4 separate regions of the Mus musculus genome follow, and all the other regions are linked to region 2. Evidence: chromatin loops called from intact Hi-C (ENCODE). Cell type or tissue: heart. All regions are shown on one strand. Each heading gives the region's core, and the rest is flanking DNA. Links, peaks and the distances in the headings are about the cores only.

Region 1 (7,840 bases), core at 2,614-6,613, 1.2 Mb after region 2:
ATAAATAGCATGCTACAAAAATAAGTTTATTTTCAAAATAATGATAATTGGATGAGAAGAGTGGCACTATTTTACATTTTCCAAATGTCTTTCATGCCTCACCTAATAGAAACAGTTAAATTCTCACATCTGCATCTATTTATTTTTTTTATTATCTACATACATTTATTATTTAGCTCCATCCTATATTTTGTACATGCTGGGAAACACTGGATATTTGAACAAGGCCACTACAGTCTCTGTGTTATTAAGAAAAACTTCCCTTTGTAGATCCTCTGCAAGTGTCAGAAGAGGTTCTAGGGTTCAGTAAAGCTTCTAAAACCATTGCTTTCCACATGCATTCCACTGCAATGTACATAATTTTATCATGCTCATTTTATATGTCTTTGAGAAAATCAATTATTTTTTTATTCTTCAGTTAAACAAGCAATGTATGAAAATCTGACCCTTAGAGCCTTAGAGAGGACGATATCCAGTAGAATGACAACCTGAAGATGTTGGTATCCATGAGAGTCTTTTATGAACTGGCATGAAGAAGTAAATTCCAAACACAGGCTCTTCCTAGAAGCTGGCTGCAACCCCTTTATCTTTAATTCAGTGACACAAACCAGGATGCCAGTACCAGAACATTGTCATGGAAATGTCTTGCATCTGTTAGGGTTTACTTTCATTCTTCAAGTAACTAATCTGAATGCTTCCGCCTTTAATCCTGACTGGGAGGTAAGTCCTTTAAAAATACTCCTGATCATGTTGGAAAAATTGTCATTTTGTATTATGCAAAGGTGGGCATTCATCTGAATGCCTGAAATATCTTTCAGGAAGTGGATGTGTAGTAAATAGTACTTTATAAACTCAGTGATTGTCTGCATCTACAATTACTGACAAAGAATGAGTTCACCTTTTTCTTTTATTATTTTTTATATTTTATTATTCAGCACGTCAATGAGTATATGCATACTTACATACATACATTTTCTTGTGGGCATACTTGTATTCATTGAATCATTTGTTGCTTTTGTGGGAAACTTGTCTAAATAATGGCACCCACTATTCCTGCAATTGTTATATGTATTTGATATTTCTCCTGTTACTGTGATAAAACACCTTAACAAAAATTAACAAAAAAGCTTTTTTTTTTTTTTTTTAGAAAGTTGGTTTTGGCTCACAGTTCTAGGGTATAGTCAGCAGGCTGGGAAGTAACAGTAGCTGGAGCTGAACGTGGCTGATCACATTGTATCCACAAGCAAGAGGCAGATACTGTGACTGCTGGTGCTTGAATCTCTTTGTATTCAGACTAAGCATGACCCTTGCTCATGGAATGGTACTACCCACATTTAGGACAAATCTTCCCACTTTAATTAATCTAATCTAGATAATCCAGATAGGTATGCCCAGAGATTTATTTCCATGTTGATTCAAAATCCCAGGAAGTTGAAAAGATTAACTAACATGCCATACAAATTAGATCACAAAGTCTCACTCTTTTGAGTTCTATGCTTTGGCCCAGAGGAGAATGCAAAGAATTTGGGTGAGTTAAACATAACATCCATTACACTGCTGTACGTATGAGAGAAAATGGAAAGGAGAATAAGAAATGATAGTGAGTGATATGAAAATTTAAAACAGAGGCAGGGAGAGGAATGCAAAGGTATTTGAGCGCGCGCACACACACACATACACACACACACACACACACACACACACACACACACACAGAGAGAGAGAGAGAGAGAGAGAGAGAGAGAGAAGGGGGAGACGGAGAGGGAGAACGCAGAATGCATTATGGGAGTGATCAAAAGAGGGGAACTCTCAGCAAAGAATGTGCAGAGAGTTTGAGTAGGGGTGTTGTAGGAACAGAAAGTGGATTAAGAGGTATGGGAGATCATAAAGTAGGGTGACACACAAAAGGGGGACTTTTGATTTGTCTTTGTGTTGGTAAGCCAAAGGTGGTTGTATATGTGTATTCAGAAGTATGATATGACCTCACTTAGGTTTGGTTTAGAAGTCAGCATAAAACGTAGTAGGATCCTGAGTGTATTTTGAAGATGGAAAGAGGCAGCGAAGAAATTATTTGCAAAGTGTATATGCAGCAAAAGAGGAAGAAACTAAAGATGGGTTGGAACAAAGATACAGAAGCATGTTTTGACATGGTTGTGGGAAAGGGCTGAATCTGAGAGAGAATTTTATTAGGTTTCTGATACTTCATGTCTGTCTCAGGTTTTTCAGTAAGCAGACAAAATAAGACTCCAGGCACTTAGATATTCCGCGCCTCTTATGCACCCAGGGAGACTGAAGGACAACATAAAAAAGCTTTTCCCTAATAGACGTAGGGGCTAGGCAAGATATTTATGATCTGTCTGATTTTTGCTCTCTCAAACAGGACTTTCTTTATGGAAAATTTCCTAACCCAGAAATAAATCTTCATAGAATCTCTACCTGAATTCAAACCCCAGTTGTGTGTTAGATCTGTAAAATGGGAATAGCAAAGGATGACATTGGATTATTGTAGGGAGTAGATGAGCCCTCTCAGAATATTGTATTGGTATTACTGCTATTGTTTCTTCAAACTTGAATCTTGAAGAACAGGTCAAAATTTTGCTATTACTTTGCTACTATTATATACATATATTGTATACCACTGGAATTAAAAATAAAATGACATGATAGGGAACTAAGCTAAGATGGCATGTTTCTCAATATCTGTACATTAATTAAAGTTATAAAAATAGTATTACTTAGAAGAAAATGTATTGAAATAGCTGATACCAAGAGACATTTACACACAGTGTACCTGTTTCCCTAAAGAAGCCACAATTGTGTGGAAGATCCTGTGGACTGAATGGCTGGCTAAACTTTCTAACAGTGGTCCAGGAGAATGCTGCATACAAGAACATATATTTGTGTCCCTCCTCCCCCATAGCCCATAGTTGCCACAGTAACCATTTGCTACAAATTCCTGTATCTTCTGGCCTAACATCTTTGTTACTGTTTGGTATGCACTGTTGAAACCTAGCTAGCCAGTAGCTTCCATCAACATTTTTAATCCCCCCAACCCCTTCCCTCAATGGTACTAGGGATTGAACCCAGATCCTCAAGTAAGGTGAATCAGCCTCCTACCGCTAGATCCCTTTGAAATTAAGAATATTTTAACATCTGAAGCCTATGAAATAGACCCACATGCTTGCTCACATCGACTCACCTATTCAATGTCTTATCCCTTTCAACGTACATTGATGTACAACCTTTTCTCTTCAGGCTATAAAAGTTCATATAATATTTCCTATAACAACTGAATGAATAACCCGAACCCATGCTCTGGATTTACAGCTATTAATGTTAAGCAGATGAGCTCTTCCTTTGGATCAGTGGCCTTGAAACCCTATAAATAGGTGCACAGTACATTTTTCAGTCCTGAATTCAAACAGTGGATGTAACCTCAAAATGCAACATTGTTGCAAGCACAATGCAAACAGTTACAGAATGCGGAAATACTTTCAAAGGTGAAAAGGTTCTCTGGTCCATTTTGTGCAACTTCAAGTAGAGAAAACTGTTCTGAAAAAGATCATGTGCCGGTTAAAATGAACAAGGACTAGATTTTGATGTGTAACACCATATGCTTGCCATAAAACTAACCCATGAAATTTATTCTAGATTCGCGGGACGATTTCTTCTTCTAGCTTCCTATGCTGTTAGGGTTTAAAAGACACCCCAGCACACCCCCTCTCCCATTACATATCTGGCCATTTGTGAGGTGAATAAATTGGAGCATCTCGGGGACCATCCAGTCCACGCCGTGACTTTTCTTGTGCCTTTTTTGTATAAGGAACAAGCGGTAGTCTCTCCAAGGGCACGGCCAAAGGAAACATAGGACTTGACCCAAGGCTGAGTTTTGGAAAGGCTCTTCTTCCTGGTACTGAAGGTCTAGCTTCCTCCCACAAGCCACCTAGATGGACCTCCACCAGTTCAGAACCAGGAGGCCACAAGATGCGCCACGCAGAGGGTGAGGGAGGACCGGAACAGGGACAAGGAGCAGCCCGGTCGCAGCAAGGGACAGAGAAGAGCAGCAGCCAGCGTGGGGACCGCCAGCCAGGGCCGCCGCGCGCGGGATCACGGTGAGGGGGCGTGGCTTCCGCCGGCGCGGCCCCGCCCCTTGAGCGCCGGGCGGTCACGTGACGGCCGCGCGCGTCCCCGTCCGCTGCGGGCTCCGAAGCGGAGGAGAAAAGACTGCGAGGTGGCTGCGGCGGCGGCCGAGAGGTGGGCTCCGGGCCGGACCGGTGAGGAGCGCGGGGGGCCGTGGGCTGCGGGCCTCGGCGGGGCACTGCGGCTTCGTTGGCTGCGAGGCGGCGCTCGGAGTCCGCGGCGGGCGGCGGCGGGTCGGGGGCCGGTAGGACGGGGACGCCCTTGGCCAGCGCGGCCCGGACGGGCGCGCGGAGGGAGGCCGAGCTGGCGCAGCCCGGACTGTGACGGGCGCGGCCCCGGCCATTACTGCGCAGGCAGGCCAGGCTGCGGGCAGCTCCAGCGGGCTCGACCGGGCCTCAGTCGGCCACGGGCTGCATGCTATCTTCCGCCTGCCCTGCCGCCGCCGCCGCCGCCGCGGCTGTGCCTCTGGGTCTTGCCCAGTGCCCGGAGTCGTCCCCTCCTCCTCGCGCTGGCGGAAGCCGCCGAGCGTTCTTGTTTTGATGGCTCCCCAAACCCGAAACCAGCCTGAGGTGTCGGGATACCAGTTGGGCCTCCCAAGCCGGGTGCATCTTGAGAGCTCCGGCAGTCGCTTTGTTCTGCTTGCTGGATGTGGAGTTTTCTCCTTAACCCTCCACCCCATCTGAGAGCGCACGGGATCCCCATTGTTGTCACTGTCTTATTTTCTGGACTTTTTTTTTTTTTTTTTTTTAAAGAGAAAGGGCTATGTGACATTGTTTTTGAGGATGTGGAAATGGAACCGTCCTCTATAATTAGGTAAGATGTTTCCCCACTGTAAGTTAGCACACGCATTCTGACAACTACATTTTATCTGTGTATGTGTGTGTGTGTGTGTGTGTGTTCTTTTGCAAACTAGATGTGCACCTGGAGCTTGGGCATTGAAAGGCACGTATTGTCATAGAAGTTGAATGCGTAGAACATAACAATAAATGATCTGTATCATTAGACTTTTAAAGAACATGGCATATTAAAGAACAAATTAAGAAAACGACCCACACATACTAGCAGAGCGTGAAAAGCGTCTGGGAGCTGTAGAAACACTTGAAAATAGGTGAAGTAAATCTCATTTTAGAGAAAACTCAAGAGTAACTGCTACAGTAAAGATGGAGTTTTGGATATGTTTGCTTGGGTCTTGGATATCATAGAGTTTATTTATGTCTTAATTGGGCGTGTGTAATGGGGAAAGAATGAAAACCCTGTTATTAAACGTTTGAAAGTTTCTGTTTTGTGCTGTTTAAGAACTGAGTCGAATTGTAGTCATGGGGAAATGTCCCAAATAACTGTTCATTAGATAACAGGAATGCAAACATAAATGATTTTTTTTTTTTTGTAGGAGACATGCCATTTAGTAAAAGTGCCACTTTGAAACTGTTGGAGGGTTTGTTTTGTTTTATTTTTTGGATCCAACATGATTCCTTGACTTTGAAGAAGAAAATAATAGGAAGAATTTTTCATATCCATCTGTTTAAAACATATTTTCTGTCAGCCATATATGAGTTTGAAGGACTTATCACATTTCCCTATCAGTATGAGAGATGGAAGATCCGAGTCTTTTCTACCTCCTTGCTTGGTTGCCTTCTTGATCACAGAGTCTGAACTTGGGTAACTGCTGGGTGGATTAGAAACAGTCTTTTTGAGCATACACACTGTTTACACTAGTCTACAGCTTCCTTTGCTTCTTTGTATACTCTCATTTACCTTTCTAGTTAGTTAATACAAAGCCTGTTGTTAAAGGCCTGCTAATTAAAATGTTTGGAGTTGTCCAATTACAGAGGCTGGCTAGAGCAAAGTAACAAAAGCATAGGGATAACTTGGCAAAGGTCACTCACCAGTTAATAAGAGGACTTTCTTATTTATAGAATGTCTGCCAGCCTGAAACATCTGTTAGATGAGAATACATGTATTACATATAAATATAAATTGACATTTGTATCTCATGAGTTAATGAAATCAATACAACGCCCACTTTGCAGAGAAGGAATTTAAAGCCTTACACTTAAGTATAAGGACGGAGACAAAAGTAAATAGAGTCACAGGATGGGGCTTCTTAAGGGCAGTCATACACAAGGCAAGAAGATCCCTCAAAAGTATGGAACCCCACTTAACTGAACTGGGTTTTGACAGAACACTTATTTCCAAGCTTAACTTAGACTTTTAAAACTGATTTGATGATGAAGTATAAAAATTGACACATTGTAACAGTTACATACTTGTGAATTTGGGAATCTTTCTTAAGAAGTTTTAAGATGTGTTTGTTAAATCCCATCTGACCCCTACTCATTTTTCTTGTGTTTATAATAGAGACATATGTAAGTAAACAGATACACATAATAAGGTTTGTAGTCCCCCTATTGATATGTTTTCTATATAGTGTATTCTGTTTGAGTAACTCTTATTTCATTACACCTTAACTTTAAATAGGATAAGCAGAAAATGTCCAACTGTATATAATTTGACATTTATATTTTTATTTCTATTGTGATATGTTCATCTTTTTTCTTTGATTCGCCTTTTTTTTTCCTTAAAGAAACAATATTTTATTCAAGTTTATTATCTAGGGACGGTGGATCTTTAAAAAGTTTGGCTGGCTTAAAATTAATCCTAATTGTTTACATTATCAACCCTAATATTTATATTAGGTATTAATGTAGTCAAGTAATTATGATTTAAATTTCTTCAGTGGTTACAATTTTAAAGTAATAAAATATGACTATTTTTCAGTTTTTTTAATGTAGCTGGATTAATGGACTATTAATCCATTTTGTCTCAACTTAGAAAATTCTGTGAGATATAGAAATTGGAAAAGTCACCATAACCTGCAAGGTTTTAGAGAATATATGCACAATGCCCTCACAGAGACATTGTTTCCATCTTGCTTACATTTGTAAAGTTATCCCCAGATAGCTGCAGTCTGCTTTGTTGATGGAATACTTTGATAAAGTTTGTCTATGAGCACCAAAGATTTTTGTATAACTGGAATAAAACAGTTCTAAGGATGGACTGGTCCAAAATGCAGGTGTTCTTAAAGATTTATATGGGTTATTTCGAAACTTCTTTGTTTCTGTTTGCTTTGATATTTAAGTACAAACCAGTTGTAGAGATTAAATATTTATGGACAAGATAGGTAAGTGAATAGGCAGGAACAGTTGTTATTTATTAAAGAGAAGCAGTACGTAAGTAAATGCATGGAAGAAGGAGAACTAAAAATAGGAACAAAATTTTTTTTCACTGTATTTCAGTGTGAGGAAAAATTGGGTACACATTTCTTATAAAAAGAATTTTATAGGCAAGAACTTTACCTTATTCTTGGGGTTTTATCTGCATTCTGGACAATCCTTAAGTAGTCATTAGCCAGATGGATTTTGTGCTTGCTAAAAGATAGAAAGATGACAGATTCTCAAGCTGTAGCTCTAGTGCTCAGTTACATTGTAGGTTCTTTAAAGGATTCTCTAACTTTATGTATTTGGTAGTTTCCAGAAGAGCGTCTTCCTCTCAGAGGAAACTCAGGTATTTTGTGACGTAAGTATTGTGGTACTTAAACAAAGCAGTTGAAATCAACATAACTCGATTGGCAGTTTACCAGCCATTTAAAGATATAACATTTGTCAGGTCCTCATGATTCTGTGAAAAAAGTCAGTGCATA
Region 2 (7,840 bases), core at 1,841-5,840:
GGTAAGAGGCAACTACGTAAATGTACTTCTAAATGAGTGTTTATAATAACCAGCAACAGTTTTTGTTATTTTAACAAGAAGAAATGTGCAGTTTTCCATGTCAGGAGACAAGGAAGAAGCACAAATTAGTAATATATGAAAAGTGACAGAAATTGTTGTCATATGGTATGTTTTTTATCAAAAGAAAATGAAAGTAAATAGTGGTTTGATCAACACTTACAAAAAATACTCGATTTGAAATAGAGACACAGATAAAGAAGTTTACCTTGATAGCATACTGCTAATACTATTGGCATATCATTCAGTGATAGAGTTTTTTGGGAGTTGTTCTGGAGGTCTCATCAGACACAGTAGTGAGTGAAGAGAGGTTGAGGTGGTGAAAGCCAATTCTACAATGTGCCAATGTCTAGTAGTGTTGTGCCTGCATGCACCAAGAAAGAAGCATAAAGATCATAGAGATCCACTAAGATTTCTGGGGTTTTTTGATTGTTTGTTTTGGCATACTATTTTGCAATTTTAAGTAACACACCATTTATTGCAGTGCTGGATTATAATATCTATAGTTAAGTGTTGTGTAGTATGATTAAAATTCATTAATTTAGCAAATAATTTTTAATATTTAATGAGCAACAAACACACTGGGATCCAGGACTAAAGAAATAATACCATTCATCCTATGTTTGGTTACCGATGCTATGGGACTAAGACAAAAATAATTTATTAAATCTTAGTGTGTTATGAAGTGTGGTAATGTCCAGACGAGTGGCCAGGAGACCTCTGATAAGAATATGTAGTAGGTAGCAGATATTGAAATTCAAGGCTCAGTGTTAGGCAGACTGATGATGGGAAAGCCGAAAACCTTGAGTTCTGTTTCCACTGTTAATTCATACAAACTTCTAAATGTCAGTTTACTCACTAGAAATAGAGTAAGGGTCTGTGAGTTCTCAAAATTAGATTTATAGGTTTTACAACACTGCCTTGTGTAATAGCTTTCTGATTATTTATATAGCTGACAATTTTTTCTATAGTAGTAAAAATATGACAAACTTTGGGAAAAGTGCAATCTTTGAATGTTTTTCCGCTGTGAATTTGCAGTGATGCAATTGGTCCCATGAATGATAGTACAGGGAAGGTGGTTAAGGGGTAATTAGCCGGTTGATTCTGTTTGTATAGGTCTATACTGTCTCACAGGGGCGCAGGGATGTGTTGCTTACTGCTAGGTGAGGAAACCCTGACGGACCACCTGTGTGGGATCTCTGGACCTCTGGACAGGTGCAACAAGAAAATGAAGGAGTCTACAAAGTTGTCCTTTGACCTGCACAAATGACCTTTATGTATTGCTCTCCCCATGCCTTGTAAATGGACACATACACTGGTGATAACAAAAATAAAATATAAAATCCTTAAAAGAACATTTTTAGTGTACACTTTCTTCACTCATAAAGATAAATAATCAAATTACAATTAAAATCTATTTAGCCTTTTTGGTAGTGTCCGGTTAAGTGTTATCTATCCATGAAGGCACTTCAAAGCAAAGCTGATTAGTAATGTGACTTAGTCACTGTTGTATTGCTATGAAGAATACAATGACCAAGGCAACTTTTATTTGTGGGCTTGTGAACAGTTGTAGAGGTTTAGTTATCAGCATGATGGCATGCAGGCAGCTCTGGAGCTGTAGATGAGACATGTATCCTGATCCAAAGGCAGAAAGAGACACTGTCTGTTCTGGGCTTTTGAAAGCTCAAAGCCCACTCTTAGTGACACACTTCCTCCACTCTTCTTCATTAAGGCCACCCCTAGTTTTCCTAATCGTTTTCACACAGTTCCACTCCCTGGTGACTAAGTACTCGGACATATGAGTCTGTGGGTGTCATTCTTGTTCATGATGATACTGTTAAGATATGGTCAGGGGCTGGTGAGATGGCTCAGTGGGTAAGAGCACCCGACTGCTCTTCCGAAGGTCCAGAGTTCAAATCCCAGCAACCACATGGTGGCTCACAACCATCCGTAACGAGATCTGACTCCCTCTTCTGGAGTGTCTGAAGACAGCTACAGTGTACTTACATATAATAAATAAATCTTTAAAAAAAAAAAAAAAAGATATGGTCAGTTATAAAGTCCAGCAATAACTGCATATCTGTGTTAGTTTTCTAGTCAAGTTTCATAAATGCAAATGAAGAGAAATCCTAAACTAGGTGTTGTGCATAGGCCTATAATTTCAACTCTCAGGAGGGGGAGGGGTGAAGAGCTTGACAGTTTTAGGTCAGTCTGGAATATATGAAAACTAGTTTAAACAAAAATTAACTTAATATTTTACTGAATTTTCATTTATGTAGTCGTTTGTAAAAGTGTTCTTACATTTTTGAGTATTATTCTAACAACTAAAATAACTTACCTTTTAATTATCAGAATGATTTTTATTTTGACGGGGGGGGGGGGGGGGGAGGAGGGCGGGGTTCAAGGAGAGGGGCTCGATAGTGTTAAGGATTTGGCTCTTGTGATTATAGTAGTACTTCCTTCAGAGTCAGAACCCAGAAAGGCAGATAGATCCAACAGAAAGTCCTTGTAGCTGGTTTGTAGGTACTACACTAGAGAGTGGGAATGCTGGGAAGTCAACGTCTATCCATCTCCTTGGCCCATCTCACTGCTGGGTAAAGCTTTTCAGGTGTATCCTGTTAGGGTAGGAGTGCCCATAGCCAGGTGAGTGAGTCCTCATCGATTCTCTAGAAGGAAACCCAATAAACTCATTGCTCATTGGAGTGAACTTTGGTGATAATGTGCCTTGTTTTGTTCTTGGGATTTTGGTAGACATGGTTGCTGTTGCTTACATTGTCCTCAGTGAAAGGATTTTTAACAACACTAACAAAGGCAAATCTCTCTTTAAAAAAAAAAAGCAGAAATTCTCATTTAAAACAACAAAAAACATTTCCCAATGCTATTTATTGGTCCCATGCAATAGAGTATACGTTGAAGTTTGAATATTGTAACACCTAGTACTTATAGCTATTATCTGTAGGATGCAATACTCCAGTTCTTAAAAGAATATTGAAGCTCACAGATGTTACAAAATTCGCTGAGAGCATAGGGATAATAAATGGAACTGAGGTTTGGGTAACAAGGGTCACCACTGTCTGTGTGCTGGCTGTCTTGATCACTACCAATAAGCATCAACTATATTTCTGGCACAGGATACTTGTATATGCTGTGCATTACCAAGGTGGAACACAAAACCCAAAAATACAGGCCTCAGCAGTACAAAGGGTTCAGTACTTTGAGCAGAAATGATACTTGTCGAGCTTATGTATAGGTAGCCATGTCTCTTGCAAACTGTTATGGTATTAGGCCCATCTGAGTAATTAGGGTAACTTTCACCAATGTTTTTAATCTACCACTGGCTGTGGATTTACTGTGTGCCTGGAACAACATAGCATAATTACGGAGTGCAAGTCTGAGGAAGGCTTTTGTTTGTTTGTTTGTTTCCATACAGAGCAACCCGAGATGGGTCCTTGACAGCTCTTGAAAAATTTTTGCAAAATCACTAAAAGTACACTCAGTGTTCAAGCAGGTGAGGCTGAATCTCGAACGATTAAGAGTCTACACTTAACAGTGAAGTTTTGGTCCAGTTTTGAGCTGAAGAACAGAGGGAGGAGTCAGAAGAACACTCCAAGTGGAGTATCCCTGGGGAACTGCGCGGGATCACTGCAGCCTGCCTCTTAAAACAATGCATCTCACAAGGGGAGCGTGCTAGGGTAGCCACAGACGGTGGGAACACCAGGATCTCACTCTTGCCCTTAGCGCCCCTTCCTAGAAAGTGCCACCCGCCAGTGTTCCTTGTCGTGCTTCCGTTTCCGGCTCCGGGATGAGGCTCGGCGGAAACTTGGCTCTAGGGAGGAGGAGGAGGGGGCGGGCCCGTGGAGGCCGCGCAGGCGCACGGTAGTAGCTGCAATGGCGCTGCCGGGCTCCTTGAATCGCTATCTCTTGCTCATGGCACAGGAGCATCTGGAGTTCCGCTTACCGGTGAGCCGTCCTGGGTGCTGGGCGCAGAGGCTCGCACTCCTCACGCGCCGGCTGGGGGGGGGGGGGGTCTCTGCGGGCAGCGGCGCGCGCCTGGATTGGGGCGGGGATGAGGCCGCTGGGCGGACCATGTCCCCGGCAGCCTTTCTCCAGGACGGAGCCTTGCCATTCACCCCTCTGCACGTGCTCCTGGCGCCGCAGTTAAGCAGGTGAACCTGACCCGACGCAGAATGGAGACATCCATGGGGGCTCTCGGTGGAGTGTGAGGAGTGTCGATATAGGTTCAGGCATGATGGAAGGCTTGGGGTGGAACTTAATAAAGTTGGGGAGGGGGAAGCTTTTTTATTTACTCAAGTGACATTTTCTACAGCGCCTGAAGTCGCGTGCACCGAACGGCAAGGATGCGCTGACTGACAGCTCTGCCCTTAAAGAGCGTAATGTTTACTTAGGCTCAGGACTAGCGGACGCGAGAGCATAGCCATAACTTTGTGAAGTGCAATGATGGAGGGTTCTTAGTGGGAACCTTTAAAGTATGGGGGCCTTTTAAAAAGGGAATCTTTGTCCATTGATGAATGAAGGATGTTGCCTTTCAAGGTGGGGGTGACATATGAGCTACAGTATTAGTTACCGGGGCCAAGGAAATAAGTCCATTAGAAGTATAAACTGTTGTTCGTTGCTCGTCACCAGCTACGTAGCAGAGTGGTAAAGAGAGAGAAGTAGGCTGATGGACCAGAGAAAACAGACTTGAGGACACTATAGCTTGGAAGAGGAATTAAACAGTTTAAAAGTAAAGAGGCAGAATTAGATTGTTTTTTAATAGAAAGTAAAATGAAGGAAGGACTCGAGAGCAATAAGACTGGAGTTAATAAGAATCTGTTGGAATATTAAATGATTAAGAAACTAATCTAGTGTCAGCAGTAAGAGAACAGGATAGAGTGGCAATGTAGGAGGTGAGAACAAATCTAGATTGTGATAAGCATTTCATTTTTCTGCGTAAGAAAACCTGGAAAGGATGAGATTTCTTCAACTTCATGTTTAAAGAGTGGTGAGACACTGGAACTGGAGAGTTGGCTCACTGGTTACGAACACTGCTCTTCCAGAGGACCTGAATTTGGCGCCCAGCAGCTGTGTCAGGATACTGCCTACAGCCATTGGTAACCCCAGCTCCAGGGGTGCCTACACTTCTGGCCTCCGTTGGCACAAGGCCTCCCTTACTTTTGTGAGTGTACCCACAGGTTTTAAAAAAAAAGTGCTAGGCCAAGTACAGATGCTTGGAAGCTTGGACATTAAAGGAAAACTGGCAGGAGACATGCAACATGTCAGACATAAGGACAGAGGTTTCCTCCTCCTTACGGGGATGAGTAGGAGTGAGTGTATGTGTTTTGTGGCTAAGATGGAGGTTCTGTCCCCACCTCTTACACATCTTTTCATTCTGGGATATCCATGCAATTTATTTTCACCATTCACCCCCAATTCTTGCTAAAACCAAACACCTTCTAGTACAAGAAACAACTTGATGCATACATACCCAAAGAGAACTAGAGGTGGCATTTGTTGCTCACATCTCCCATTGTTTGTGATTTGGAGTAGGAAGTGATGGTATCACTCCCTCCTGATGGCCATGGTCATGGTGTAAAGACCTTCTGGAAGGGAGGGAAGGAGAGTGTTGGCAACCAGCATCGGGGACACTTATCTTCTTAGTTACTTCCTCATAGGGCCAATGTGGAGGGATAGAGTTCACTTGCTATATCTTATTTAAGCAATTGGTCAGTGTGACAAAGCAAGGTATTTTTACAGTCAATCTGTGTTTATCAGAACAAAGAGGTTGCCTGAAGGATGTATGCATTTGATCAAATTTCCTCATGACATGCATGTTACATTTAAAATGTTCACTCTGGGCAGGTATAGTGGTACACTCCGGTAATCCCAGCGTTTGTGAAGTGGAGGCAGGTGAATCGAGAAGTCAAGGCAGCCTTGGTTATATGACAATCTTAAAAACAAACAAAACTGGTGTTAACTCTTTCTAGTTTTATTACTACACTGAAAGGTTAGCCATGTCCTTACACGTTTCAAACTCACAATTATGCTCCCTAGCTAATTATTTCTTTTTCAAACATCTTCAAATCATGTTTAATAATTCATTCTATTTTTTTATTGTTGACTATTTTATTTACTAATCTGTAGCATCTGTAAAAAAAAATTCTTTACTTCCCTAAATCAGGACAGAACAGTTTCTGATGAAATCCTTTTGTAGCTCATGTATAAAATCTCTCAGGTCTATGACCTAATAACCATGGTTAGGACTATAAAAATCTCAGAAGTCTATGTTACAATTGCCTGATGCTGACAATTGCAATATGCCTCAAGTAGATATCCCCTTCCCCTTTCTTTCTATCATTAGACCTGCTTTTCTCTGCAGACTCAGTTTAAAGGATTGAAAATGCACATTAGTCACTTGTCAGAAGTAACCTGACAGAGCAGAGCTTTGTTTTGCCTCATGACTTTGGAGAGTGCAGTTGGAGGTGTAGCAGAGTGGCATGGTCTGAGGCTGGGTTGTGAGGAAGCGGCGTGTCCACACACTAAGAAACATGGAGTGGGTCGGAATCGTGGGAATAATTCTCAAAGCCTGCCTCTTAGTGGTGGACTTAGCCACGGCCTCCTAAATACTCTCCAGTGTTCAAAGTAATACTTCAAGCTAAGCACTGACCTGAAAAACATGAGCCCTTGGGGGACATTTCTGCCTCAGACCGTAACAAACATATATTTTCTCTATGTTTTTCAATACAGGAAATAAAGTCTTTACTATCGGTGTTTGGAGGGCAGTTCACTAACAGTCAGGAAACTTATGGAAAGGTAAGGTGATTTTATTTATTTATTTATTTATTTTTAAAGGGAATAGGAGGTGGTTTATTTTGGAGCCATTTTGAATGGTTATGGCCTGGGAACACATATTTAGGTTACCCCAAATTCCGTGTTGCAATGAAGCAGTTCTCCTGGTTTTACAGAACAAAGGAAGTCATAAATTAAGGTAAGCTGAAATATGTCCTACTATACGTCAGAGAGGTGGTTTGTAGCAAGATGCAGGAAGCATCTTTACAGGCCTGAGATGCTATCGGACGACATCCTTAGCTTTTGCATGGCGGGGCAAGCGTTTTTTATCTATTAGTGCAGTATGTTAGTTTCTACACAGAGACGGGGAGGATGCTAAAGGAAGCCCAACACAGGCACTGCAGTTCTCATCAGTCATTGGTCTCTGTGGACACAGCTTCTTTCCTGAGTTCTTGCTCACAGTTGCCCCAGTTGGCCAAGCCTCACAGTTGTGCATACAGGGGCCAGGAATGCTCATTGCCAGTGTCTGTTGTAGATGCGGCTGAGAAACGGTCAGGGCAGCTGTTTTCAGGAGAGGAATAGTGGTTAAGATCTTTAACCAAGAAACTTGTGGATTATATCAAAGTTGTAAATCATCATGATCCATCAAGATGTACTTTCTTTCCTTTTCCCGTATCTGTTACAGCATTTACGTGTGACATGTGCTTAAGTAATTAAGAGCACTGTTTGGCGTAACAGAGTGGAGGTAACAGATGAAGGAACATGCATTTAAAATACCTAGAATGAACGTATGTTCAAGTAGATTGACTGTGGCTCCTCCTATATTTACAGCTGCTTGTGCTCTGTCTTATGCGTATTTGAATGGTTAGAAATGGGACTTCAGAAGAGTTTCTGTAATAATAACCCCCTTTTGAGTTATTTTAATCCTTGCTAATTGTACTATAGGACATTTTAGATACTAATGGAATCAAGAGCTTTCAGTACTTATTATTAGAGA
Region 3 (7,840 bases), core at 1,703-5,702, 120 kb before region 2:
CTCCTCCCCTTCTTCCTCTTCCTTCTTTCTAAGTGAAAGCAGAACTGAGGATAGAGCTCACTGGTAGTGCGCTTGCCTGTCATGTACAGCACCAGGATTCAGTCCCCAGTTCTACCAAAAGAAAGGTGGAGGAAGACCCAGGCCTGTCAGCCTGTAAGCCCAGCACTTGGAGCCAGTCTGTGTGCTTGCCAAGAAGGAGGAGGAGAAGAAAAAGAAGAGGAGAGACAGAGACAGAGAAACAGAGAGACAGAGACAGAGAAACAGAGAGACAGACAGAGAGATACAGACAGAGAGAATATCAGAGAGCGTTTTATATATCAGACAACTACATTTTAGAGTCCCACAGCATAAAATTAGGATGGCATGTAACAACTTTCCCCCTTTTCATTCGTAGACTAAAAAAGAAAAAACAAGCCAAACAAAATGCAGAGATAGTTTCAGCTGCGTCCTCGAAGAGTCGTTCCGGGAAAGATGATGCTAATTCAGACATTTTGGAACAAGACAAGTTCAACGTTACAGCAGAGGGGGACCATAGCACTGATGACAAAAAGAAGAGAAAAAGTAACCAGTTAAAGGAAATCAGGCGCACGGAACTGAAGAGATACTACAGTGTTGGTAAGTACTTGTGACGCCGTGGGAGTATTTTCTTTAAAAAGCTGTCATAGGCTGAGCATGGAACTAAAATCTCCATGCTCAGGAAAAAGAAGCCAGAGGAATGGAAACCGAAGCCAGCCCAGGTTACTAAGGCCCTGTCTCAAAGCTTTAACAGGAAAAGCAACAACAAATTGTAATAACTTGTAAGCTAGATGTGGTCATCACAAATTTGAAGCCAACCTGGTCTACATGGGGAGGTCAGGCTAGCCTGTTCTACATGGGTAGATAAGCCCAACCATATCTCAAAATATAAACAAAACTTCCACCCTCAAAAAATTAAAATCTGTAATGATTTTTCAAAAATTATGATTTATAAGATAACATTATAACAACAGCCCAGCATTTAGAGTAAGTACTCCATGTCTCTGACTCTTACTGTATATGTTATATGATACTCTTATTATATATGTTATATGAAATGAAAGGATAACTGTAAACTCACATACTCCACTCACTGTTGGACACTTGTCATTTAGTAGTGTGTCTGTCACATGCTTTGTGCTGATGAACATTTCCCTGTAGGAGAAATGCACTTTTTTCTCATGTTTTTGTTGTTTTGTGTGTGTGCTTGTGTGTGTGTGTGTTTGTGTGTGTGTGTGTAGATGTGGTTGCTAGGGATCAGAAGTTGACTTCAGAATCTTCTTTTATTGCTCTCTCCTTTATTTTTGAGACCAAGTCTCACTGAGCCTGAAGTCTCTCTCTGGCTGGCCTGCTTCCAGGAGTCCTCCTGTCTCTGCCTCATAGCCCTGGAGTTTCAGAAGACCAGCACTATGTTCATCTTTTTACATGGGTTTTGGGAATCAAAATTCAGGCTTCCAATTATACAGCAGGCACTTTGCCCACTGAGCCAGGTTTATTTCTTTTCCTTAGTGGCTATACATAGGTCCATAAAAGTACTAAGAGTTGTGATTGTAATATTTGGAGGAGACAAGGCCTAGTGTGTGTCAGCTAGAAACAACCACTAAACACAAAACCCCTCATTTAGAATAAGTCCACAATGTTTTAGAGTTTCTTAGACTAGCCATTGCTGCAAACGAACAGGAAATAATGGCTTACACAACTAGCTGTACCCATCTCATACCGACTGTTCTGTCATATGCAGGTCTGAGTATAGTTCAAAGAGCGTGCCAAGAGAGGATATTAAGAATCAGAAATTTGGTTTGATATTGCTAGGCAAAGAGAGAAAAAGATATAGTAGTGCTCAGAGAACATCCTGCAGCTAAAGTCATGAGATGAAGTAGTGCAAAATAGTAGGCAGATCTGGTGACCCTGAACTTGCTGTAGACCCTGAATAATCTTGCTCCAGATTGTGGTGGACTTGCAGAGAAACATATCGTTTACCATGTTTACGATAACTTCTTAATGGGCCTAATGCTACATGTATGATGGTGCGTGTCTGCTTTAATAGGTTCTGAAATCACCTATGATACAAGCGTCCAGGGCACATCTGCAAGGCATTATTTAGCCTCTGGGCATGTTTTCCAAGGATTCTATTGATTAGGTTAACTGAGGTGGAAAGATCCATCTTAAAAACTGGCAGTTCCATTCCTTGAACACAAATATCCACTCCTCTCTTCTTCCTGGCTGAGGAGGCAACATGACCAGCTGCTTCAGGCTCCCACAACCTTGACTTCCCATCAGAATGGTCTTTACATTAAACTGTGACTGTACTTAACCCCTTCCTTCCTTAAGATGCTTTGGTGACGTGTATTATCACAGCAGTGAGAAAGTCAGAGGAACAGTTCTTGTCAAGGTCATGCTACACTACAGTGTGGTGGGACAGTGCTTGTCAAGGTCATGCTACACTGCACTGAGGTGGGACATTGCTTGTCAAGGACATGCTATACTACAAGAGGTGGGACAGTGCTTGTCAAGGTCATGCTACACTACACTGAGGTGGGACAGTGCCTGCCAAGGTCACGCTACACTGCACTGAGGTAGCAGCGAGGACTGCTTCATATGCATTGATCTAACAGACAGATGAGGAATCTGCTCTCAGCCATGACCATGGGGCTGCTAGTACTGAAGAGGGCAAGTGACCTATGGATAAGTTGGGGGCCATTAATGTCAAGTCATCAATACAATGTGTTTGTAAACACTGTGCATTCCACCCTAGTGAATGAGGCTCTCAAGTAATTAATAAGCTTACAATTAAAATCTAAAACATCAGTATACTCCACGACTTCTGAGAAGAAGAGAATTAAGAAAGTTGTATTGAGTCCTATTTTGATTGACTTCTTGCTTTGTTTGTTTCTACTGCAGGGGAATCTGTTGAAAGTGTGTTGTTGAGTTTAAAATGGCATCCCTGTCTTTATCCTGCTTACTCACTCTTACCTCACAAAATACGTTCAGTTACCTTCTGTTCTGACACTTCCTTCCTGTCTCTGTCCAGGCCAAGCCAGTTCTCAACCATTTTCATGGATGATCAGTGCAGTGCAGGATGACCTTCACAAGCACTGTCCCATCTCAGTGCAGTGCAGGATGACCTTGACAAGCACTGGCCCACTTCAGTGCAGTGCAGGATGACCTTGACAAGCATTGTCCCATCTCAGTGCAGTGTAACCATTCTCTGGTTGCAGATGATTTAGACCCTATAGTGTCTCCACCTTGACAGGTGCTCTTTGTGTGTGTGTCTGCATATATGATGGACATATCTGTGTTCATTTGTGTGAGTGGAGACCAATCTTGGGTGCTATTCATCACCATCTACCTTGTATTTTGTACAGGGTCTCTCACGGACCTATAACTCATCTGGTAGGCTAGCCTCTAAGCCTCAAAGTTCTACCTAGCTCTGCCTCCTGGTGCTGAGATTATAAAAATGGGCCATTCTTCCAGATTTGTATATGTATGTGTGGAGGAGTGGGTAGATTTTGAGAAACTCACTCTGTAGATCAGGCTGGCCTCAAATTCAGAGATCCATTTGCCTTTGACTCCTAAGTGCTGGGATTAAAGGCATGTGCCTCAACCTCCAGGCCAGACATTTTCTTAGTTTACATAATAGAGATTGGCACTCAGGTCTTTTAGCACTTCACTCAGTTACCTCCCTATCCTGACAGATGTGTTTTAAATGTGCATTCTGTAGAAGATCAAACATATAGATGAATGAATACTCTTGTAATATTTGGCTCCATTTCCGGATAAGTCTACAGGATATTGGTAAACAGTGAAGTCATTTAGTTGAAATTGCTGTGTGGTTTTCCTTGTTAATAGTAAGAGATGCCATTATATCAACCCTCAAGAATGACAGTAATGGCCATTGGTTTGGATATTTGGGGAATTTCATCAGGAGACTCCAGTGCTGGGATCAAACCTCTGGGTGGGGCTTCATTTGCTCTAACCACATTTGACCATAGTTCCATAGTTGACAAATGCCCACTCAGCCCACTCAGATTTGATTAGCCTCGTAGAGTCTGTTGCCTTTCAGAGTCCCATCCCAGGATGTAGTTCTATACCACTAGGGGGAGCATCAGACCTTGAGCTAAGAGTCATTCCTGTTAGAGAACACTGCCTCTTTCGGTGTTGCTCCTAAGTGGCCAGATAGTGAGGGGACTTGACAGTGGGTGGATCTTGTCTGCTAAGGATTTAGATTTGCCTGGTAAAACTCAAAGAAAGTTGGGGGAAGTGCCATTATTTCCCAGACGAATCTGAATTGATGAAGGCAGGCTGTACTGATCAGAGACAAGCCCTTAGGGAAATGAAGTGCTGAGGAGAGATTCTGCTCACAGGTAGAACAGTATATGCTAATTAGTATCGTGCATGAGGAAGAAAAAGAGCAGTCAGTACATGACAAATTTGAACTCAGGAATGAGGAAGGATTTTGTGTTTAGAGATGAGATTTTGAAAGTCTAAGTCATTTTTCTCAAGGGGCCTAGAGATGCCTGTTTATTGCTTTTTTACAGATGTGAGGTGAAATCTATATGTAAAAGATGCGATCCCAGGAACAGAGGTCAAAATGAGCTAGTGGTGCTAAGAGAGAACATGAACTTAGCAGTGCATAATGGAAAAAGGTATAGGTGAGAGTTGACCTATCTGGGTACAGAAAGTATAAAGCAGTCTGCCTACCTGTCTGTCTGTCTGTCTGTCTATCTGCCTGCCTGCCTGCCTGTCTGTTTTAATCTTAAGACAGGGTCTCACTCTGTAGCTCTGGCTATACTGGGATACAATATGTAGAGCAAGCTGGCCTCACACTCACCTTCCTCTGCCTCCTTGTGCCATGATGCCCTGCAGGATTGTTTCCTTTATTTGTTGAATTTTATGCATTAAAGAACTATTTCAAATATTAGCATACAGGGAAAAGCAGAACTTAATAGCATGACAAAGCAAAAGCAAAGGCCTTGTAAAAAGAATATTTATTATGCAAGTACAGAGTTTGTTGAAAGCAGTTACTTCCAATTGTTGCCCATTCTGCATATACAATGTAATTTCCCAGAACTAAAGAAGGATATTTTGACAAAATGTTTTTATTTTTTCAAATAGATTTATCTGTGACTCCTTGCAGCCTTGAGCAATACGTCATTGCTATCTCCTTATACAGTGATAACATGCAAAAGAATATTATGGAGAGACTGAGTCACTAGAATTGCCTCATTATAACAACATGGTCCTGATTCTGTAAATGTTCTGTTCTGTTTTTGAGAAGAGATTAGGAAAGGAAGTAATCATATTAAGACAGTTTGTATCATATAATTTGAGATCTAGTACCTAGCACAGCACCAAGTAGGTAAATATCAGAATGTTTCTAGAACAAGTGAATTCAACCTTTCTGTGCTTGCATTAATATTTGCTAATATGTAGGACTGCTTTCACTTACTCTGTTTATATGGTATAAACTCTTAAGAAGTTTTGTAGGGGATGGAGAGATGACTTAGAGGCTAAGAACATTTGCTGAGCTTACAGGGGACCCAGGTTCAGTTCCCAGTACCTTCAAGGAACTTCATGACTATCTATAACTCTAGTTCTAGAGGATCCAATACCCTTTTTTGGCCTCTTCAGATACTGTATGCATGTGGTACACAGACATGCATGCAGCCCAAACATTCACATATAAAATAAAAATGAATAATTTTTTAACAAGAAATTGTTTGATAATTCTGTGTCTTACTGTGCTTTTAAAATTAGCTATTATTAAGTTTTTAGAAAAATTATTTAAAGACAGAGTCTCACTGTGTGGCTCTGACTGGCCTGGAACTCACTGTGTAGAACAAGCTGACCTTGAACTCAAGAGAGATAATCCTGCCTTTGCTTCTCTGCCGCTGTCACGTCAGGTTAAGGATGTGTGTGACCATGCCAAGCCAAGTTTTATACAATTCATCAGAACACTTCTAAACCTCCCAAAAGATGATTAATTTATTGCAGCATCAAACTCTAGTAAGTTGGCTATAAAATACTTTTACTTTAAAAGAACACTTCATTCATTAGTCTTTAATGTTAAAATAGTGCACATCTTCCCCTCTAAATCACACAGGTAGAATGGGAATATGAAAAAGCCATAGATTTCAATGTCAGACCATTCTTCACTTGAAACATATCTATGGAAGTACAAGGGTAAGAAGAGATGGATTTTATGTCAGGAAAATAAGGCAATTTTGAATAAGGTAAATTATTAAAATAACATAATGTGTTAATTAATACAAGCATTAATGCCAGAAATCCTGGAGAGCAATTTAGAAATGTTAAGATTTTGGTTTTTTTCAAGACAGGGTCAGTTTGTGTAGCCTTGACTGTCCTAGAACTCACTCTATAGACCAGGCTGTTCTTGAAGTCATAGAGATCCACCTGCCTCTACCTCCTTATTGCTACGACTAAATGCATGCACTACCATCTCCCACCTACTTTAAAGAATATTATTTGGGAAGCCATTATAATGAAGATGAAGGACTCATATGAAGGAGCTTGGCATTTTATGATTGTCAAAACCAAAGATTTGCTTAAAGAGATCATTTGTCATGAATGTAGCTCATCTTCTTCTCAGGCTCCTCCCCTTCTTCCTTCCCAGGCCCCTCCCCTTTCCCTCACCGCCTTTCCTGTCCTCCATCCTTAGATGCTTCCTTTCCTTTATTGTTTCCATCTTTCTTTTTTCCTGAGATGTCATTGTGTAATCCCAGGCTGGCCTCAGATTCATGGTAATTCTGCTGAGCTTCCTGGTGTGTGGTTGAATGTGTTTATCTTAACATCAGCCTCATGTAGTTTCTCATTTAACAAGCCTACTGAGTCTACTACATTCATTACAGTTTTTCATCCTGAATTCAAAAGATTAACAAGAAAAAGTAAAAAAAACTGAAATTTTCTACTGATCCTTTGCTATAGATTCTTTGTTTCTCATGAAAATATGAAAGCAACCAACAACTGGGTTCTTTCCCATAGTGGCAACCACAACTTTCCACACAACTTAACACTTTTTCTAAGGGTTTGTTTTTTCTTTTTAAAACCACATGGGTGAGTTTCGTATCTGTTATTTGATTTTTGTTTCAATTCACAGGCTTAGATCAAGGTTATATTATTTTTATAAGTTTATTTCCAAACATAAATAGGCCAGGCCATTAATATATGACCTTCAGCTTAGGAGTGTAAAGCCTTCTTGTCCTTTCGATTTTAAAGATTAGAAGGGTATAAGATTAAAATGAACTTTTATGTGAAAAGAATGTCAAGAGCCTAAGGGGGTGGGGATAGTCTCAGTGGTAAAGAACCCGATTGTAGGTCCAAGACTTAGTTCAATTTCTAGTCCGAAAAATCACCTAAGTACTATTGTTGTAAAATAACCAGGAATGTAGTTAAAAAGGAAAGTGACATGAAGGAAGATGTCAGATGTGGGGGGTATTGAAGGAAGAGTCTGAGGGGGAAAAAAAAAAACCAAAACCACATACACACACATTCTGCATGAAAAGACAAAATACATGGGAACAGAAGCAACCGAAGCTTCTGTGAGACCAGAAGCCTGCATTCAGGAGTGCAAACACTTATTTGAGCATAGAAATCAAAGGAGTTCACCATATGTAGGGCAAGATGAAGGAGAAAATGTAGGTTAACTGTAGGAAGGATTTATGGGTCATGGATAAATGGCTTGAAAAATAGTTCTAAGTAAAACTATGGAATTTTGTCATAAGGCCAGACACAGTGGCACATACTTTTAATCTAAGCAATTGGAAGGCAGAAGCAGGCCAATATCTGTGAATTTTAGAAGAGTTTG
Region 4 (7,840 bases), core at 1,535-5,534, 710 kb before region 2:
CTAATTAATGCAAAGATACAATTCACACATATTCACCCTTTAAGGCCCTAACTTCTCACTTGTTTCCCCTGAGACCAACGCAGAATGTAACAGAAAACTTACTATAGTTTACAACTGAAGTCATCCTCACACAGAGTCCAGAAACCTTCATAAGCATCAATGTTCAAATAACTTACCTATCCTTGTTAAGACGGTCATCTCTGGTCACCATGGCCATAACTGCCATCCGGTACATGTGATCTGACACGCTTTCTGGCTTTTCGACATTTCTGTATACCCAGCCAGTCCGTGGAACTCTCTAATAAATAAGATAAGGAATTAAACAAAACACTATCCCTGGGAACAACAACAAAAAATGACAGGTGCTCTTCAAGAAAATGCCAGAGAATGGCCACAGAGCCACATGTCAGCTGAGTCGTGGTTTCAAACCTATTTTTTTAAAAATGTTTCATTTAAACTAATCATATCGATAAAAATCTGAAATCTCACTAGTGAGTGGACAATTCACAAATATACAAAAATGTTCAAAAGTATACAAAAGTCCAATAGTCTTTACTCTGTGCTAGTGAAGTATAACTATGGGATAATACACAAAAAGTTTTTAGACATAAAAGCAAAACTGGTGGTACGCCTGGTGGTACACGCCTGGAATCTAAGAACTCAACAGGTGAAGACCCAAGTTCCAGGCTGCCAGCCTGTGCTGTTCATCTGTGGTGTAGTTAGGAAAAATGCAAAGCAAAGCCCCAGTATTATTCCTAACTATGAGAGTAGTAGGTTTGTGCCGTCCAAAAACTCATTTCATACAATAATAGAATATTTTGTACATGCAACATGTGACAGACTCTCCAATTCTAACTCAGATGGCTTGGAGGAGTTTCCATGGCAGTCAAGCCTTTCACTACTTCTCAACCTGTGTAAGTCTGCATTTTCTCTGGGAGTTCTATGCATCTAACGAATTTCACAAATAGTCGCAGTGTTACAGAACAGCTCATCTTGGAACAAAGGGGGCTCTGCACAAGCTCTGCCAAGCAAGGGCTGGTGCACGCTGAAACCGATTTACTGAAACCAACAGTTCCGGAAGTCACGGTGATAGAGGAAGGTTTCCACAGCCTACGTGCAGGGGTTTCGGCTCCTGCCTTCCGCTGCCGCTCCGCAGCATCGCCATGGCCTGGGTTGTGGCCGCGCTGGGCATGGAGCGTGCACGAGTCCCCGGTCCAGCCTCGGCTGCGTACCCGCCAGCAACGCCGGGCTGAGCGAGGGAGGTTGCGTGAGGTCGGTGCCTGAGCTGGGCCGCACCGCCTCCCGGCCAAGCCGATCCCACCCGCTCACCTTGAGCTGCCCAACTAGACGCAGAAAACGCAACAGCCCGGCTCCAGAGCCGGACGAGGCCAAAGCCATGCTGAAGTGCATAAGAGCTGGGCGGTGTCAACCTCAAGCCCCTCCCCATTCCCCTTCAGCTCCTCCCCGCCCTCCTTCAGCTCCTCCCCGCCCTCCTTCAGCTCCTCCCCGCCCTTCTTCAGCTCCTCCCCGCCCTCCTTCAGCTCCTCCCCGCCCTCCTTCAGCTCCTCCCCGCCCTCCTTCAGCTCCTCCCCACCCTTTGGCTCCTCCTCACAGCCCCACTTCCTCCTTTGGTAGAGCACTTTCTCTGTACTAAGGTCTGTGCTCAGACTTTGGATGGTCTCTGCCCAAGTAACCATCAACTTTCACAGGAATCGCAGCTTGACGCTAAGGGCAGAAAGGCCTAAGGAGGATGAAGCTGGATAATGCCTGCAAACCTTGCTTCTTAGAAGCCCAGTGTCTGATTGGCAGGAAGAGCTAGCTATAAGAAGCTTCGCTTAACCAGTTTAACAAAGGCACTGGGCAAGCCTGTGAAGGGAGGCAATGCTTGGCAGACATACCAGGAAACTTTGGAGGAAGCAGGAAATGGGCTAGTAAGAGGAAGCCCATGGTGAAACCACAAGCATCCATTCTGCCAGGAAACTGATCAGGATCTTCCAGGACTACCTGACTAGTTTCCATTGACAATTTGATGGTACAAACTTTTAAATGCAGTTAATGGATATGGACAAATTCAAGCAGAGGGAGTCGAGGATATGAATAAGATTCAAGAAGAAAGAGAAATAAAAAGGAATTCCAATTTTATTTGTAACAAAGTAGGTTTATTTATTTACAGGGCCCTAAAAGGTGATGGTTCTAATGAACCATTGTCTGTTCTCGTTTCTCACTACTTGATATACCTACCACCTCTTCCATATGAGCCCGAATACTATACCGGGAACTATACTAGAAAATGTATAGTCATCATAGCATAATGTTGGTATAGAATGTTGCTCAGTAGATTCTACAGAACCCTGAGGCAGCATCCATGAGCAGCATCCAGGATTCTAAAGTCAGCTCTACAGAAGAAATGAAAAGTTGGCAGTATAGTGTAGCTGTGCATGAGGTCCCAAGTGCTCTCCAGCACTGAAGTAGCATCCATGAGCAGCATCCAGGATTCTAAAGTCAGCTCTACAGAAGAAATGAAAAGTTGGCAGTGTAGTGTAGCTGTGCATGAGGTCCCAAGTGCTCTCCAGCACTGAAGTAGGTGAGTGGTTTGTGTTATCTATAAAGCACAAGCTTCAAATGCCAGCACCACCAGGCTGCCTTGCTATGCTAAGGTCCTAGGTGTAGAAAGCCCTATTCCTGGTTTTATATATAGTCCCTATCTGCTTTCTCCCTATAAATCATACTGTTAGTCACTCTAATCAGAGTGTTTGAATCAGGTGTTATCGCAGTAAAAATGCCTGTGAAAGTGGCTTTTTAGAGTATAAAACTTTCTGGAAATCATAAATAGGACTTTATGGAAGTAGAATATCTTAAATAGCACCTTGCTCACCACCCTAGTTTGACAGTGTGAACTTGGGAGAGTAGGGGCTCTTTAGTCAGAGCATCCAGCAATTTGTACTCTGAGGGTTAAGAAGATTCAAATGAGTAAAGTATTTGATGACAAAGACAAGCCATATGTGACAAGAAAATGTTTTTTTTCATAGATGCACATGAAGAATATCAGCTGAAATAACTCACTCCTATCCATTATACTTGGGAGGAGTACAAAAAACACAATCCAAGAACGATTCTGGGGTTTCAAGAAGCTGTGGTCATAAGACTCTTGCCTTGTTTTCTTGGAGTTTTCTCACAAGCACTCAAGATTCCCCTTGCTCAACTCCATTCTTAGACTGTGGTCTGACAGCACCCATCACTCACATCAAGATTTAGCAGTGAAAGAACATTCTTCTTAGAATAGGAGCAGAGGAAACACCTAGAGACCTCATGAGTGACAGATGTCTTGAAACACTGGTGTTACTTAAAGATCTCTTGCAAAGGAACACAGTGGTTCTCGGGGATGTAAGAAGTGTGTGTTGCCTCGGGTGTGTAGTGAGGCTTTTTGAGAGGCCGGCAGAGTTGTAGGCAGTTTTTAGGTGAGTTACTGACCCTAGAGGAGACAAGCAGCATAGCATGGAGAGAACTCTGACCTGGACCTAAGCTCCAGCTTTCCACGTCAGGGGAATCTTGGGCAGGAGAAACCTCTGAAAAACTACTGACTTGTCCCTTTAAATGTTGACCATTTAGTTGATGTTTGCATACCACAGAAATTTAATAACTACTCAAGTCAATATTCAATGTATTCACTTGATTCTACAATTTATTCCAAAGACTAGTACTAGGGATTTATCAGTGAAAGTCTGATCCTTTATCTTTGCTCTCTTAAAACCTATTTTTTAGGCACATGGTGGTACATGCCTTTAATCCTAGCACTCAGGGCCAGAGGCAAACAACTATCTGAGTTTAGGTCCAGTTGGTACTATGACAGCCTTTTCTGAGTGAGTTATTGGACAGTCGGAACTACACAGAAAACCTCTGTCTCAAAAAACAAAAACAAAAACCCTAACTAAAAGTTTAATCTCCATTCTTAATTTGACTAGATTGAGAAACATGCAATGGTTTCATAAAGCACACCTCTAAGTGTATCCATGAAGGCATTTCTGAGAGGATTAAAGCACAGTAGTTCTGTCTTAATGAGTGAATTCATCCCTTGAAGGTTTTATATTATTATTATTTATAGTATTATTGGCTAAAGTAGAAGATGGGATAGCTAGAGGAAGTGGATGGCTGGGGTGTGCACCATGGGCCATATCTTCCTTTGGTTAATGTAATAATCAGCTTTAATTGTCAAGGTGACACAATCTAGAATCACATGAGACAAGAGTATCAATGAGAGATTGTGTAGATTAGGTTGGCCTGTGGGAGTGTCTGTGAGGGATTGTCTTAATGATGAGTGATGACCCAGCTGGAGAATGGGAGGTACTATTCCTTGCATTTGGATAGTCAGCAGAGCAACACACATGTGCACAAGGACTCATTTCTCTCTTCTCTCGACTGTGGATGTGTAGATGTGATGTGACTTGCTGCTTTTATGTACTGTAGCCTGGAATGTGACCTAAAATAAGCCCTTTCTCCCTGTGTTGCCTCTTGTCAAGGTATTTTATCATGGAATCAGAAGAGATGCTAGGACAGCCTTTCCTGTGCTTCCTGTCTGATACAATGTTCTGGTCCACCACCCTTACCTACCATGATGGGATGGGTTGAACCCTCTGAAACCTTGAGGGAAAAAATATTCCCTCAATAGGTTGTTTTTCTCCAGTATTTGGAAACAGTGACACAGAAGCCTGATGAATACGAAGAGAGAAAACACAAACTCTTGCCACACGGGGCTTAGATTACAGTTGGGAGAAAGATAGTTACAAGTGAGCAGAATGTCCCAATACGTCAGATGGTGTGATAGGACTATGATTGTCAGTTTGATTGGATTTTAAAAGCACATATGGAATTAAGGAAGCATACTTCTGCATGTGTCTCTAAAGGAATTTCTAGACAAGTTTGGCTTAGGAAACAAACTTGTCTAAATATGGATGGCACCATCCAATAGGTGAGAGACCTTCATTGTATAGGGGTGGGGCACAGAAATACAAAACGTGTAGGTATAGAGTCTCTCTCTCTCTCTCTCTCTCTCTCTTCTTCCTTTCCTCTCCTCCCTCTCTCATTTTCTTCCACCTTTCCTCCCTCACCCCTCTCTGTCTCCCTCCCTTCTTCATTCCCTCTATTTTCTGATACTGGGGCCACATTGCTCTGCTATACCTTTTCCACCATGGTGAATTAGAAACACTTTCAGTGTGAGCTAAATAAACCTTGCCTTCCTTAAATTGTGTATTAGTCACTTTGGACAATGGCAAGAAAGCTGACTAACACAGATGGTAAGGAATGATCAAGGAGGAAACAGAGTAAAATAGCTAAAGTATGAATTATAAATTATCATTTATAATTACTCTGATATTATAATTTATAAGTACTATGATAAATTCTCATTCTAAAGTGATACTGAAATAGTATTGTTGTGGGGTCCACTTAAATCAAACATAAATTCGACACTAGGTCAATGCAGATGACAAAAGTCTATTGTAATCATGCTGCTACTGATTATCAGGTCTGCAGCATATTTAAAGACTGAAACCATAAAGTGAGGTGGAACAGGATGGGTTATAGCACTGTCCAATTATATTTTGACGTAAGGGGTTTGGTAAGGGCATTTTCACCAGGTTTCTGAGTCTGGGAACAAGAACTTCATTTGATTCTGCAAGGAAGATAAAGAAGTTGCCCTTGAAATGTCTGGATTCAGACAACTGTCTCCTTACAAGTTGTCCCTGAGATGTATGGATTCAGACAACTCTTTGCTTAAAACAGAAGCTGTTCAGCTATAGGGAAGGTCCCAGTTCCCTTAGAGCCTGAAATCTTTAATTTAGTTTCTCCCTATGATTAATTGGAGACTGCAAATGAAATTGTAGTACTTAGAATAAGTTTATTTTGCTTATTTCCAATATCCATGTAAACACCTGGGTCAGGGTTTGGGATTTGAAGGTAAGACTAAAGGATTTATGACACAAGACATATGGGTATAAAAGAAAAGGAGGAATAAGGATGATTCTAAAATGTTTTGCTTGGTAGCTACAAGAACAGAATAGCTTTTTGCTGAGTTGGGGAATGAATCAGCAAGCATAGCTTGTGGGGTGGATGGAAACTAGACATTTACTTTTGTTGCAGGTGAGGTTCTAACACAGGTGACTTTGAAAGTCAAGGGAGAGGTAAGAGCCAGAATAAAGATCAAATATACAAAAATACAAACCATGTGTGATAGTTTGTATATCCTTGGACCAGGGAGTGGCACCATTTGAAGGTGTGGCCTTGTTGGAATAGGTGTGACCTGGTTGGAATGGGTGTGTCACTGTGGGTGTGGGTATAAGATCCTCACCCTAGTTGCCTGGAAGTCAGTCTTCCACTAGCAGCCTTTGGATGAAGACATAGAACTCTCAGCTCCTCCTGTGCCATGCCTGCCTGGATACTGCCATGCTCTCACCTTGATGATAATGGACTGAACCTCTGAACCTGTAAGCCAGCCCCAATTAAATGTTGTTTTTTATAAGACTTGCCTTGGTCATGGTGTCTGTTCACAGCAGTAAAACCCTAACTAAGACAGCATGGCACATCAATAAAACCATAAAACTAGATGAGACCTTTTGATGGTTGAGGAGATATCCAATAACTGAGTCATGGAGCAGCCCAATATTTAGACCTTTGGAGACCAAGGGAGTATACAGTGAAGTAGAAAGAGAATTCAAAGACAACCGGGTGCCAGAATATTTCAAATAAGAAGAAATCAACTAAGGACAGGAAGGTGATCAACCAAATCAATGTTGTATCAGATAAAAATCCAGATTTAACTGCCAGATTTCATGTGTTCCATCAACTTTGACAAGAGCAAGCTTTCAGTATGGTAGAACAGCAAGCAGACACCCTAATGAGTTGGGTCTGGAGATAACAGCAGTGAGTAGCACAACTCATTCAAAGTGAAGTGGGCATGTGAGTACTAGGAGAAAGGAATGGCTTTGAAGAAAGATGATTTTTTGTGTGTGTTCATTTACTGATGGGAGTGACTAAGGAAATATGGGAAATGATTATAGGGTCAGAGGAGTGCTTAATGTTTGGCAGTAGCAAGAAAAGTGTTATGAGGAGTCTACCAGAGATGACCACTCAGACACAGTTTATAGTCAATTGGAAGTCTTAGTTGAGCTGTCTGGGACTATACCTACACATTCTGGGACCTGTGTGTGTCCAGACCACAGGGTATTTGAAGGCAAAAGCACATGCTGGCATATGGATAAGCAGTTGGGGGGGGGGTGAGGTTTGCAGGGGGGGGGGATGCAGAAACAGGCAGTTTAACAGAAGCTAATATAAGCAGTTAGCTGGAGGGGGTTCTGCTCAAACAACAGTGCACTAGATGAAAGGCTGGCCTTCAGGGGGGAGGAATTTGCCCACAATACAGGAGAAGGCACAGGGGGTAATGGCTAATTGGTGGCAGATGTGGTCATGGGACATTGCAACTGTCAGCTTCCAACTACTTCCATTTTCTTACCTAAGTAGACAGGCCAGTTTAAGGCAAGATGAGCTATAATAGGAGGGTGTAACCTCATCTCCTGTAACAGCACATCAAACGTTTATCTCTCTCCTGCTAGCCTGCTTCCTCTTCTCTCTTTTCTTTTCTCTTTTCTGTGGCTTTTATCTAACACTTATATTATGTTAATTGGGTTCCCAAAATTGCATAAGAATCTACATGTAAGATGCTGAGGGTCCCTGCCCCCAGTTGGTTTTGATTAGTAAATAAAGTTGCTGGAGACAGAGGTGGGACTTTAGAATTTGAGGGCAAGGGGACAAGGGGAGGAAGAAGAATTTAGAATCACCATGCCAGGAA

What was found. Hi-C counts contacts between places; a loop is a spot of excess contacts. Peaks named below come from ENCODE experiments on the same cell type or tissue, not always from the same donor. Only the 100,000 strongest peaks of a DNase experiment are listed, where the experiment ranks them.
Region 1: it touches region 2 in a loop (2.4-fold over the local background); 2 of 42 quality-filtered maps call a loop at or near these places.
Region 3: it touches region 2 in a loop (2.6-fold over the local background); 9 of 42 quality-filtered maps call a loop at or near these places.
Region 4: a loop joins it to region 2, with 3 times the contacts of the local background. A loop is called at or near these places in 18 of 42 quality-filtered maps.

What each region holds. Positions count from the first base shown.
Region 1 is chr10:29,358,398-29,366,237 of GRCm38, reverse strand. Rnf146 (ring finger protein 146) reads left to right here and starts at 3,796. Exons shown (of 4, transcript NM_001110197.1): 1 at 3,796-4,274; 2 at 4,893-4,953. Gm30698 reads right to left here and starts at 4,842. Exons shown (of 2, transcript XM_030245425.1): 1 at 4,569-4,842; 2 at 3,615-4,534. The coding sequence starts at 4,842. The coding sequence ends at 3,729. In heart, for the core only: no CTCF peak of the experiment used is centred there; a DNase peak (open chromatin) is centred at 4,187; H3K4me3 peaks cover 2,804 bases; H3K27ac peaks cover 1,835 bases.
Region 2 is chr10:30,596,767-30,604,606 of GRCm38, reverse strand. Trmt11 (tRNA methyltransferase 11) reads left to right here and starts at 3,907. Exons shown (of 13, transcript NM_028604.3): 1 at 3,907-4,017; 2 at 6,802-6,867. The coding sequence starts at 3,946. Gm20300 (predicted gene, 20300) reads left to right here. Exons shown (of 1, transcript NR_045008.1): 1 at 1-1,412. It also overlaps a transcript of Hint3 not described here. In heart, for the core only: no CTCF peak of the experiment used is centred there; a DNase peak (open chromatin) is centred at 3,866; H3K4me3 peaks cover 2,033 bases; H3K27ac peaks cover 1,398 bases.
Region 3 is chr10:30,715,421-30,723,260 of GRCm38, reverse strand. Ncoa7 (nuclear receptor coactivator 7) reads left to right here. Exons shown (of 16, transcript NM_172495.6): 3 at 395-615. Among named protein-coding and RNA genes, the nearest start is that of Ncoa7, 84 kb to the left of the region's middle. In heart, for the core only: a CTCF peak has its summit at 4,115 (motif pointing right); a DNase peak (open chromatin) is centred at 4,100.
Region 4 is chr10:31,306,973-31,314,812 of GRCm38, reverse strand. It overlaps Hddc2 (HD domain containing 2), which reads right to left and starts at 1,408. Exons shown (of 6, transcript NM_027168.2): 1 at 1,330-1,408; 2 at 177-298. The coding sequence starts at 1,398. In heart, for the core only: a CTCF peak has its summit at 3,491; a DNase peak (open chromatin) is centred at 1,792; H3K4me3 peaks cover 332 bases; H3K27ac peaks cover 383 bases.